Regions from separate parts of the Homo sapiens genome. Here regions 2 and 3 are each linked to region 1. A link is a contact called in ENCODE Hi-C or POLR2A ChIA-PET data. All regions are on one chromosome and are shown on one strand. The core of a region is the stretch at or near the end of the contact, and the rest is flanking DNA. Distances in the headings are between cores, read along the strand shown. Region 1 holds the start of CBY3 (chibby family member 3). Region 2 holds the start of LTC4S (leukotriene C4 synthase). Region 3 overlaps MAML1 (mastermind like transcriptional coactivator 1).

What was found. Hi-C counts contacts between places; a loop is a spot of excess contacts on that map. ChIA-PET counts read pairs that join two places held with the same protein, here RNA polymerase II (POLR2A). Pooled maps may share reads with other maps.
Region 2: a loop to region 1 is called in a map of dorsolateral prefrontal cortex, with 8 times the contacts of the local background. The contact joins the promoter of LTC4S here to the promoter of CBY3 in region 1. A Hi-C loop is called at or near these places in 17 of 168 maps with a recorded cell type or tissue (CD4-positive, alpha-beta T cell, CD4-positive, alpha-beta memory T cell, CD8-positive, alpha-beta T cell and 14 more), 24 of 37 single-sample maps with no recorded cell type and 27 of 50 pooled maps. POLR2A ChIA-PET finds 5 or more read pairs at or near these places in 18 of 52 experiments (AG04450, CD4-positive, alpha-beta T cell, CD4-positive, alpha-beta memory T cell and 13 more).
Region 3: a loop to region 1 is called in a map of endothelial cell of hepatic sinusoid, with 8 times the contacts of the local background. The contact joins the enhancer-like site here to the promoter of CBY3 in region 1. A Hi-C loop is called at or near these places in 4 of 168 maps with a recorded cell type or tissue (B cell, endothelial cell of hepatic sinusoid, left cardiac atrium and 1 more), 2 of 37 single-sample maps with no recorded cell type and 12 of 50 pooled maps. POLR2A ChIA-PET finds 5 or more read pairs at or near these places in 18 of 52 experiments (A549, CD4-positive, alpha-beta memory T cell, CD8-positive, alpha-beta memory T cell and 14 more).

Annotation. Positions count from the first base shown.
Region 1 is chr5:179,679,006-179,682,994 of GRCh38, reverse strand. It overlaps CBY3 (chibby family member 3), which reads left to right and starts at 1,961. Exons shown (of 2, transcript NM_001164444.2): 1 at 1,961-2,122; 2 at 3,730-3,989. The coding sequence starts at 2,077. It also overlaps a transcript of CANX not described here.
Region 2 is chr5:179,792,057-179,796,045 of GRCh38, reverse strand. It overlaps LTC4S (leukotriene C4 synthase), which reads right to left and starts at 2,060. Exons shown (of 5, transcript NM_145867.2): 1 at 1,908-2,060; 2 at 363-462; 3 at 190-260; 4 at 24-105. The coding sequence starts at 1,965. RefSeq lists silencers at 1-455, 2,001-2,070 and enhancers at 265-937, 2,421-2,570, 2,591-2,670, 2,245-2,872.
Region 3 is chr5:179,758,968-179,762,956 of GRCh38, reverse strand. The region is part of intron 1 of MAML1 (mastermind like transcriptional coactivator 1); the gene reads right to left. Among named protein-coding and RNA genes, the nearest start is that of MAML1, 28 kb to the right of the region's middle. RefSeq lists an enhancer at 2,630-2,709. Within about 2 kb of position 2,121, at least 5 of the 41 ENCODE cell types and tissues checked have a DNase peak (open chromatin) inside an H3K27ac peak, as active enhancers do; they include GM12878, where a contact is called at or near this core.

The sequences.
Region 1 (3,989 bases), core at 712-3,211:
GTGGGCTTAGTAGGTAGGACTGACGTCATTTCCTTCCACTGTCCGCACACGTGGCACGTGTCCTTCAAACATGCCCAGCCACTTCCCTCCTCTACCCCCAGGTCTTCAAGGGATTGGGGTCTCCTTATTGTTCAGGTTTTAGCAAGAATGTCAAGGGCCTTCACCGAGCACCACATCTAAATTACTTCCTACTCCTCACCCTGTCCCAAAATCACTTTCTGTATTTCCCTGGTTTGTTTTCTTCACTGTACGTATCAGAATTAGGGTTTTTTTTTTTTTTTTTTTGAGACAGAGTCTCGCTCTGTCACCCAGGCTGGAGTACAGTGGTGTGATCTCGGCTAACTGCAACCTCTGCCTCCTGGGTTCAAGCGATTCTCCTGCCTCAGCCTCCCAAGTAGCTAGGATTACAGGCATACACCACCATGCCCGGCTAATTTTGTATTTTGAGAAGAGATGGTGTTTCTCCATGTTGGTCACGCTGGTCTCAAACTCCCAACCTCAGGTGATTTGCCTGCCTCGGCCTCCCAAGGTGCTGGGATTACAGGCGTGAGCCACTGCACCCGGCCAATTTTTTGTATTTTTATTAGAGACAGGGTTTCACCATGTTAGCCAGGATGATCTCGATCTCCTGACCTCATGATCCGCCTGCCTCAGCCTCCCAAAGTGCTGGGATTACAGGCGTGAGCCACCGTGCCCGGCCTGGATATTCTTATTAATTTAATCATTCCTTTTTTTTTTTTTTGAGATGGAGTTTCGCTCTTGTTGCCCAGGTTGGAGTGCAGTGGCACAATCTTCGCTCATTGCAACCTCTGCCTCCCAGGTTCAAGCAATTCTCCTGCCTCAGACTCCTGAGTAGCTGAGATTACAGGCACCCGCCACCACACCCGGCTAATTTTTTCTATTTTTAGTAGACACGGAGTTTCACCATGTTGGTCAGGCAGTTCTCGAGCTTCTGACTTCAGGTGATCCACCCACCTTCCCCTCCCAAAGTGCTGGGATTTACAGGCATGAAACATCGCGCCTGGCCCTCTTTTTTTTTTTTTTTTTTTTAAACACAGGGTCTCTATCGCCCATGCTGGAGTGCAGTGGCACAATCACTGCTCACTGCAGCTTTCACCTCTTGGGCTCAGGTGATCCTCCCACCTCAGCCTCTTGAGTAGCTGGGACTACAGTCGCATGCCACCACGCCCAGCTAATTTGTTTTTGTAGAGATGGGGTCTTGCCATGTTGGCTAGTCTGCCCTTTCATTTTCATCATCTATCCTATTATCTTCCTCCCTCCTCAGCTGGCGCCCTACTGAGATCCCTATCACTGGTGGTGCACCCATCCCATAGGTGCTGTAGGAGCTGGCTGGTAACTCTCAGCTGCCCTGGCCAATAACTGACATGTAGAAGGAGGGTACAAAAGACGGGCTCCCTTGCTTTAAGGAGGCCTAACTGTGGTGCCATTTGTGCTCAGAGTTCCCCATGAGAGCAAGCGGAAGCTAGTCTCCACGTGAGACCACACTCTGGCTCAGCCTTAGCCTTTTTCTCGCCCTGTCTTGCTTCCCTCACCCCCTTCTCCTGAGAGCATTTCCCCAATAATTCACTTGAACAAGAATGCTCAGCTTAGGCTCTGCTTCTAGGGAACCTGACCCATGACACGCTCTGTTAGCTTCCTGAGAGACTATCTTGTTAGTTCCCCTAGAACAAATTCCTGTCTTGGACTCTGCTTATGATCACTCCCTTCATTCCCCTGCCAAGAATGACAGCTCAGTGAGGGAATATGTTCTTCACTTCCCTAGAACTGTTCCTAGAACACAGTAGGTGCTCAATGATGCACTGAATGCATGCAGGGGAGAGCCCAGAGTCTATCTGACAGCTCAGCGGTCAGCACCCCTTCTTGTCCTGGGGTGGCCTGGCCTGGAGGCATTGTGAGTCATAGCAGGTGGACAAGAGCTGAGTGGGTCAGAGATGGGACTAGCCCTGGGACAGCAGCTCAGCAACTCCACCCCATCTTCCAGGTGAGGCACAACATACAGTGAGGACTAACGGGGAAACATCCTCCGAGAAGATACAATCTCAAGGGTGGGCCTGGATGTGGGCTTCCAGAGACCATCTCCCTGAACCAGATCTTGGGGATGGTATGTACCATCCAGCCTCTGTCCACCTATATGTGAGGGATAAGTGTATTATGAATTAACGAAGGCATAACAGAGGGAACCCTGCTCTAGTTCTTTCTCTTCTCACTGCCCATGGGCAGAAGAGGAATTAGAAACAACACATAGCTCCCTTTTTCACATAATAGAATCAGCACTTACTGGGCAGGGGTGGGGGGTGCAGAGAGAAGTGAGCAAAATGGGACTTGTCTGTTATCTGGACTTTGGACTTCCTGAGGGCACAGTTTGTTTGGAATAAAAGTCATGTTTAGTGTGCACAATCCCTGATACTTTGAGCCCTATGCATAGGTCTAGCCCATGGCACACACCCCAGGATGTCAGTGAACACACTGGACTGTGGTCTATACACGCATCTGTCTTCCAAGCTGGATTAGGAGCACCTTGAGGGCAGGCAGAGGCTGTTTCAGGTCCCCTTCCCAAGACCAGAGTCTGGCACAGAGCAGATGCTAGTTCAAGTCTATCAAATGACTGAATGATGAGGGCAATAATGCTGTTGGCTATGCTAGATATCCTCCCAGATTGCTTTCAGAATCCAGATCTAACCCCGGCTTTCTAATCCTTCAGCAGTTCCCTCTTACCCACAAAAGGAAGTCTAAGCTTCCGAGCCTGCCTGTAGGGCACCTTCACATAGTGCACTGGTCCACCTTCCCAGCTTCCTCTTCTGCTCTTCCCAGCACCAATCCTATCCAAGCTCGTGTTCACATCTGAAATATGAAAGTCCTGCCCTGCCGGGTACAGTGGCTCACACCTGTAATCCCAGCACTTTGGCGCTGAGGCGGGCAGATCACCTGAGGTCCGGAGTTCGAGACCAGCCTGGCCAATAAGGTGAAACCCCATTTCTACTAAAAATACAAAAAAAAAAAAAAAAAAAAAAAAAAGGCCAGGCGCAGTGACTCATGCCTGTAATCCGGGCACTTTGGGAGGCCGAGTTGGGTGGATCACCTGAGGTCAGGAGTTCGAGACCAGCCTGGCCAACATGGTGAAACCCCGTCTTCACTAAAAATACAAAAATCAGGTGGGGGTGATGGCAGGCGCCTGTAATCTCAGCTACTCAAGAGGCTGAGGCAGGAGAACTGCTGGAACCCGGGAGGTGGAGGTTGCAGTGAGCCAAGATCGCGCAATTGCACTCCAGCTCGGGCAACGACAGCGAGACTCAGTCTCAAAAAAAAAGAAAAAGAAAGCCCTGCTCGGCTCTTCCCTCTGCCTAGAAGTTCTCCATTTTCCATCCTCAACCCACCTGGCAAAGTCCTACTCCTCCTTTAAGTACCTACTTACTTGTCTTGCTACCATTCCCTACCCCTCACCCTTCCAGCTGCAACTCAGAACAAGGCCCTCCTCCCGTCCTTCATCTGCATATGTATCCCAGGGCCTGATCCTCAGTGGTCTTTGGGGAAGATGGTTTAGGTGAGACTGCTGCCTGTGCAGCGTGGAACGACGGGCTCCTCGGTGGCCAGCAGCTGGTGAGACACAGCCGCAGCCGTAGCTGCAGGGCTAAGACATGTCCGCCGGCCTCGCGGTTTGAGAGGCGGCCTGTACCAAGCACGCTGCTCACCCGGACTCTTGTCTCCCAGCAGCGCCCCCTGGCTCGCCTTCATCATTCTGGACATCCGGGCTCCCGAGACAAGAGCGCAGCACGAGTCGCCAGCGCTCCCGAGGCTCCCCTTCGAGCACCTGCGTGCCCTACAAGGTCCACGCCCTGGCAACCTTCGAGTGCTCGGCTACGAGCCATGCCAGCCGCCTGTGGCAGACGCTGCAGCAGTTTTGGGCCGATCACATCTCGCGGCCCTTCTCGCCACGGCGGCCGCCACTGCGCCGCATGCCCTCCCTGTCC
Region 2 (3,989 bases), core at 811-3,310, 110 kb before region 1:
CCCGCTCCCCGCCCGGCCCTCACCTGAGCTGCGCGGAGCGCGCGTAGCCCTGGAAGTAGCGGAGGCGCGCGAACAGGTAGACCAGGCCGCACAGGGCCGCCGCCCCTGCGAGAGGTACGCACGGGCCTGGTGAGCGCCCTGCGCGGGTCCCGGGGGTCCAGCGCGTGCGCCCCTGCCCCACACCCCGACCTTCATGAAAGAAGATGCCGGCGACCCAGAGCGTGGCGAGGAACAGCGGGAAGTACTCGCTGCAGTTCACCCTGCGGTGGGCGGGTGGGATGAGCGCGCCGGCCGGGATGGTCCTGCGACCCGGACCCGCCTGGGGCTCGCTCCCCGCCCCGCGCCCTCCCGCCGCGCCTCACTGGGCTCGGTAGACGCGCTCGAACTCGGGTGGGCCGGTGGTGAGCGGCGGCGACACGCGGAAGGCCCTGCGCGCCGAGATCACCTGCAGGGAGAAGTAGGCTGGGGGAGGAGGGGGAGCGGGAGTCAGGTCTGGACACCCGAAGCCCCAGAGATGGGAGTGGGAGGGATCCTGCAATCTGGCCCTTCACTTGGCCGTGTCCTCTCCTCCCTAAGGCGGAACCCCGCCCCCTCCCCGCCCGAGGAGACCTCTCGTCTCACCCATCCCTGGCCTGCCCTGTGTCCCTGACATTCAGCGAGGAGGGCAGGGCTGAAGCCTGGGGCGCAGAGAGGCCCTGTCCCAACCTGTGAGTGTATGGGGGAGGGTGAGTGATTCAGGCACAGGGACACCTGCTCCGCGAGAGAGACCACTTGAGTCCTTGTTTCTGAATCATTTCACTCTCAAAACACAGGCAAATGCAGCTTTCAGGTCCCTGGCCAGGAAGTGCCTCGGGAGTCTGAGGGCAGAGCTGGCTGCATCCTCCCAGGTGCAAGGAAGCACACTCCCTGTAGCTAACAGTCCCTGGTCACCCACCTACCAGCGCCCACCAGCAGGGCCCTCTGACCCTGCCTCAGGCCGGGATCACTAAAGCCTGCGTCCCTGTGCCTCCAAACCTCAGTTTCTCTGTTCCTGCATTCCGGTCCCAGGCCTAAATCTGACAGACACCTTCTCTCCTGCTCCCAGGAGGTTGCAGCTGGGACTCTCCTAGCCTAACCCCAGGACCCCAGGGCTGGGGTAGTTGCAGAGGGTGGGCTGGCCCTAAAGTTTCTCTGTGGGCAGGAGCCCTTCTCTTGGTCAGGTGAGGCCAGGCCAGACCACACACAGACCAGTGCTGGCTGTGCGCTCCCTCCCCAGACCTCCCGTCGGACCATCTCCCCCTGAGTCCTGCAGCCCTGGCACCTTTGGTTCTGGGCCCTCTGCAGATGGGTGTCACAGGGTGGCCATCCAGCTCAGTGCAGGAGCAGCTGGAGGTCAGGCTGGCCTGTCTGTTCAGCCCCTTCAGAGCCCCCTCCCCAGGCTGTGCCTTATCCTAGCCCACACACTGTGGAGTAGTGGTGTCTCTTAGGTGGCAAGGATATCTGGCCAAGGAATGTGTCCTTTAGGGCCAGTCTGAGAAAGGCATTAAGCAGGCTCTTTTTAGGGGGCTGGAGGAAGGAGTCCCACCTCTACCCTGCTCCACGTGGTCCCAGTATGGAGGTGCCTTTGAAGCAGAGCCAGGGAATGGGGGCCGCTTGCTGGGACGCCCAGAGAGGGGACAGCTGGAAAGAGCAGAGATCAGCTTCCCCAAGCCCATGGCTATCCTACCATTTGTCCTGGCACCCTTGCCACCCCCAAGTCCTACAGCTCTCACAGCCAGGTGCCCCCCAGTTCCCTGAAAGTCCCCACCCTCTTCCAGCTTGGGCCTGGGCTGGAGTCCCCACCTCTGCCCTCCACCTGGGCCTAGGGGGCAGAGGGCAAGCTGTAGGGATCTAAGGCCCACCCTCTTCCTAGATAGGAACCAGCCCACCTTGCAGCAGGACTCCCAGGAGGGTGACAGCAGCCAGTAGAGCTACCTCGTCCTTCATGGTACCGTCGGTGTGGTGGCACGGGCTGTGTGTGAAGGCGAGCTGGGGAACGCTTAGCCCCGTCTGCTGCTCAGAGGACGGCCCAGGAGAGGAAGAGCAGCCTCGGTGCTCTCCCCGCCCCATCTCAGTGGAGGGGGTGCACGGGGGTGTGACCATACCACACAGAGCCAGGGAGCCAGGCCAAGCCAGCAGGGAGGAAACCAAAGTCTGGGCAGGGGAGAGCAGCTAGCTGGAGACCGCCTCACCACTTCCTGCTTGTTCGTGCCCCTTCCTTGCCTAGTCCCGCGTGGCAGAGCCCAAGCTGTCCATCTGGGTCAGCTCCAGCTGTGGGTGTGCCCCCTGCTGCACCACCCCACTTTCTCCAGGGCCTTGCAGACCCCCACATCATGCTGGAGCCAGCCCCAGGCTCCCGGCTAACTCCTCCACCCACCTTATCTGTTCCCTGTCCCCATCCAGGCTGTTCCTGGCAACCCCTGCCAAACCCTCCTCTGCGGAAGCCCTTCCCAGTGCCTTTGGCTTCAGAATGGAGTCCCAGCGCCCCCCCAGCCACACTGGGCCCCACAAGCTCTTTCTCCTTCAGGAAACCTCATGCCTGCCAGCCTTAGTCGTTGTAGGGGTTCCATGCACAAGGGCCACCCTGCCAGGAGGAAACCTGTCCAAGGCCCCCTGGGTGGCGGGAGGGTCAGCCCTTGTGGGCCATCCCTCTCCCAGGCCTCTCTTGGGCCTCCCACAACAGTCACCTGCTGTGTCTTTCTGCCCCGCAGCCCTCTTGCCTCAAGGTAACAACCCTCCACCACCTTCCTAGACGGCTGCCCTCCCCACACTCAGGCCCTGTGGTCTGGACAGTGCTGACTCCTGCCCCTTCCAGGCCTGTGAGATGGACACTGAGCCAAGGCTGACTCAAGATGGTGAGATGTAGTTCTGGAAACTTCCTTAGGACTTTGGGACAGGAAACTCAGAGTGGGGAGGGGGACTACGGCGGGCCACCCTGAGGACAGAGCCCACGCAGGGCCAGGTGGAGAGGAAAGGTGGCACCCGAGGACTCCTGCCTGGAGTTCTGGGTGTCTCCCTCGCCCCGCCTGGAGCGCCCCCGGCCGCCCCCCTCGCCCTGCCTGGAGTGCCCCTGGCCGCCAGCCTTCCCAGTTGGGCCTAACGGTCACTTCCTCTTTTGGCTTGAGTGGGTTTGCGGTGGCTTTTGGTCAGAAGTGGCAAAGTCCAGACTGACCCAGAAGCACGGGCAGGAGCTGGGGGAGGCCACAGGCCGTGCTGCAGGGGTCGGGCCGCATGGTTCTGCCCTCGCACCTGGTCCTTCCTTGCTGCCCCAAGCTCAGCTCCAGCCTGAGGCTCGGAGCCTGTTGGGCTCTCTCAGAATCCCTTCTTCCTCCTCTGGGTATCGCCCCTGCCCCCGGAAACCAGATATGCCCCAGCTGGGGGCTCTGTGAGCTCCTCCAGGGCAGGGGCCAGGGCTCAGGCCCGGCCCCTGCTTTAGACCAAGCTGTGACAGTCATCTTGGGGCTCAGTGATGGAGGACTGCCTCCTAGATCCCGGACACAGATGTAGTGCCAGGGAGCGATGGTGGCCGCGTCCTCAGACTCTGCCCACTCAGCCTCCTTCCTCCCTGAAACCTGCCCCACAGGGCCTGCCTGAAGGGTGGGATGCAGCCCACCACGCAGGGGTTGACGCTGGTGCCAGTGGGCTGTGCCCAGGGTGTCTGTGTGCACCACGCATACATACCTGCATGCCCCTTGGTCAGTTGTCACACACCCATGTCTCTGTGCTTGTGGGTGTCCAAGTGTCTTCGTGAGTCCAGGCCCTCCTGTCAGCCAAGCTCTCATTTCCTCCAAGGCCTGAATGTCCTCCCGTCGGAGTTCATCCCCTCAGTCCACAGCAGGAAGCCAAAGCCTAACATCAGCAGCTTCTGAGGAAGTCCCTTGGCAGATGTGCAGGGCAGGGACCTGGGTCTTGGCCCCGGGAGCCCTCCCCGGGTCTCTTGGTTCCCACCTCCCTCCCTCTGAGCCTGCCCA
Region 3 (3,989 bases), core at 872-3,371, 80 kb before region 1:
GCTGCAGACAAGTTCCAATGTAACAACTGAATTTTGTAATACCTATTGCTTTTAACCAAAGGAAACAGTAGGGCATTTTGTCAACTACTCACAAAATTTAACTGGAATAACGTAGACGGGGATAGGAGTGTGTAATGTGGTGGCCCCGGCAGATTTTTAAGCCCTGAGCATTTGCAGGAGTGTCTGATATGCAGGGCAAGGATGAGTGAGCCTTGGAGCCTGAACTCAAAGAATCACAATAGAGATGGGCAAACAGCCTGAACAGATTAAAAGTTATGTAAGAACAGACACAGAAGGTGCTATAAAGCAATACTAGACTGGCTGCCACGTATAAATACAGGAGCCTGCTCCAGCACATCTGGTACTTCTGGGTGCTCAGCTCAAAGGTTCCTGTTGTAACTACTGAAGAGTTTCTGCAGTGTACAGGGTTCCAGGAGGACCCAGTCCTGGGAGATAATATGATCAGATGCTCGTGGTCGGCTGGAGAACCACGTGTGCTCAGCCTTCCACCAAGACACCCCGCTGACCTAAGTCCCATCCTAGCCTGTGCCAGCTCCCTCGCTGGGAGGCCACACTCTCCAGGCGCCACCTGCCATCCTCTGCTCTGGGAGAGGAGCTCCAGGATACCACCACTGCTCTGAATCAAGCTGGAGCTGGCCACACCTTTTGGACTCCTAAGCAGCATCCTGTCAGTCTCTCACCCACCATGCACTAGCCTTATAGGAAGGATAATCCTTTGCCTATCTCCACTTCCTCCTTCTTCAACCACCCACCGCTGCACTCCCAGAATGCTTTGTGGCCAAACTCACCAAAAAATGACAATACCTACATGCTTCCACTCTGAGCTGACAGACACAGCTGCTGAAGACACGCGTGGTTCTTTCATGAGTGCTCCTTACACACTGGCAGCCAATGCCCCTTTCTAGCCCTACTCATCAGGAAATTTGCTTTTCCTCCTGCCTCCTCTTTTTTACCTCTTCTATCATCTTCCTGTCAGCCAAACTCCACCAGTTCCCACCCCTTAGAGCCAGCACCTTGATCTATGGCAATATGGATTACATTCCTGGCCAATCTGGAAATCAATGGGATGTGGGGAAAAGGAAGGGAGGAGTTGAGAACTGCTTTCTCCAAGGCCAGCAATGATCTTCCTACTGTTACACATAGGCCATATTTTCAGTCCTTCCTTTCCCTCTCTCCCTGCACTCCCTTCCTCTCCCTCTTATCATCTGCCACTTAATAATTCATCTTTATTATTATTATTGAGACGGAGTTTCACTCTTGTTGCCCAGGCTGGAGTGCAATGGTGCAATCTCGGCTCACTGCAACCTCTGCCTCCCAGGTTCAAGTGACTCTCCTGCCTCAGTCTCTCGAGCAGCGGGGATTACAGGCGTGCACCACCATGTCCAGCTAATTTTGTATTTTTAGTAGAGATGGGGTTTCGCCATGTTGGCCAGCTGGTCTCAAACTCCTGACCTCAGGTGATCCGCTCACCTCGGCCTCCCAAAGTGCTGGGATTACAGGTGTGAGGCACCTCACCCAGCCCTTTATTAATTTTTTTTAAGAGACAGGGTCTCACTCTGTCACCCATGCTGGAGTACAATGGGTGATGATCAAGGCTCATGGCAGCCTCAAACTCCTGGGCTCAAGTGATCCTCCCGCCTCAGCCTCCTGAGTAGCTGGGACCACAGGCATGAACCACCATAACTGGCTAATTTTTTTGCTTTTGTGGAGACAGGAGTCTCACTATGTTGTCCAGGCTAGTCTCAAACTCCTGGGCCGAAGCGACCCTCCTGCCTCAGCCTCCTAAAGTGCTGGGATTACAGGTGTGAGCCATTGCACCTGGCCTCCTTCCATCTTTTTTTTGAGACGGAGACTCGCTCTGTCACCCAGGCTGGAGTGCAGTGGCGCGATCTCGGCTCACTGCAAGCTCCACCTCCCGGGTTCATGCCATTCTCCTGCCTCAGCCTCCCAAGTAGCTGGACTACAGGCGCCTGCCACCACGCCCGGCTAACTTTGTTTTTGTATTTTTAGTAGAGACGGGGTTTCACTGTGTTAGCCAGGATGGTCTCGATCTCCTGACCTTGTGATCTGCCCACCTCGGCCTCCCAAAGTGCTGGGATTACAGGCATGAGCCACTGCGCCCGGCCTGCTTCCATCTTTAAAGTTCCCTTTTTCTTTACCACTTTTCTTGTATCCTCTTCTGCTTTTATGGTTGGTTGTTTCTAGTATCCTTTGAGAAGTCTCCCCTTCTCCTGCCCTTCTATCAAATAGTACAGTCCTCTCCCCCTTTTACTCTACATAGTCTACCTGAGAGATTTCACACATTCCCATGCCTTCAAATTCCCATGACTGAACATCACACTCAAATAAACCCAACTGTCTGGGAACCAAACGCTGATCCACTCAGCCCTTGTCCCTTCCAACTTCCCTCATAGCCCTCCCTGCTGTGCAGCATGCTGGGGTCATGCGGCTGGCTTACAGCTTATAGCTTCTCAAATGTGCCTGCTCAGTGCTGCCTGGGGCCTCTGCACCTGCTCTTCTCTTTGCCCAGAGCACCTCTTCCCTCTAACTTTTCTGGGGATGACTCAGCTTCTAATTCAGGTGGCTTATCTCCTCCATCATCCACATCACCTACCACCCACACCATAGTACTTTCTTGCTGATCCCCTCACCAGAGGCACTCATCTAGTGTCAGGGCCTAACCCGACACTAGAATGCCAAGCAGAGACCCCAGTGCCTTCGACAGTGCCCAGCACTTGATAAGTGTCTGTGAATAAATGTGCCATCTGATGCCCCACCTCTGCAGAGCTCTTACTTCTGTCTATCCGAAGACCTACTGAGCCCCTGTCCACTTGAGTGATGACTCAGATGACATCTGTCCAAAGCTGAGGCCAGCCTCTCCCCAGTCCTGTTTCCTTTCCTCTGTTCCCACATAAGACTGTCACTACCAGCCGCCCTGTCACATAAACCAGAAACCAGCCTCCCTCCCGCTCCTCCTTAGTCCCTACATACAACTGGTACCCAAGTCCTGTAGAGTCTACCTCCTTAATATTTCTTGAACCCACCCACTTCTCTCCATTCATTAACACACATATCTCTCACTTGAATTATTTTAACCATGTGTTGAGATCCTGCCCTCCCAACCTGTGTTCCTCATCAGAGTCAGAGGGACTCCACCAGCGTGGCTCACTGGGACTCCACGTGAGGGTAGGACTTACAACATCAGAAGTTTTTAAGGCAATAATTGTTAACTATTGGCAATTCCAACCCAATCCCATGGTCAACATTTCTCTCCCAGTCCCTGTATGTCCACAGGACACTCGGGAGCCCTGACCCTCTCTTCAGGTAAAGTAGGTCCATTTCATGAAACACTCAAGTTTTCAGTGACTTGAGGAAGGGAAATCCATGTCAAGTAGCAACTTGTTAATTTGATAAAGCACAAATCTGAACCAAGTGCTGTAGGAAGAAGTCCTGACTTAAGTCATGTGCTTGCTGACCCCTCATTTCCAGTTACTTATGATGTATTCCCAGTTAATCATTCTTAACCTATTATTCCCAGTGAATTCAGGATCTCACTCAACCTTCAAAACAACCCTAGAGGATGAGCATCATTGTTCCTGTTTTATTGCCACTGAAACTGAGAAAATTACACAAGGTTTCCTGAGGTTTGATGTCTCAAGAAGGATCCCTTCTGAATGCTGGGGTCTGCTGCCGACAGACTCCCTTTGTCAGAACAGACTTGGTGAATTGATCCCACTTCCGAGAGTGATGCCGAAAGAGAAGCTTGCATGTCAAACACCAGCAGCAGGACAGAGTGAGTCAGTTTCAAACCGTACAAATAGGAGCACCTTCGTGAAGCGCAGATACCCAGCAGCTGTCATTACCAGAAAAATGAACTGTGCTGTGAGGAAATCCCACATACCAGCGCCACAAACAATCTTTGTAATTTTTTTTTTTTTGAGTCGGAGTCTTGCTCTGTTGCCCCAGTT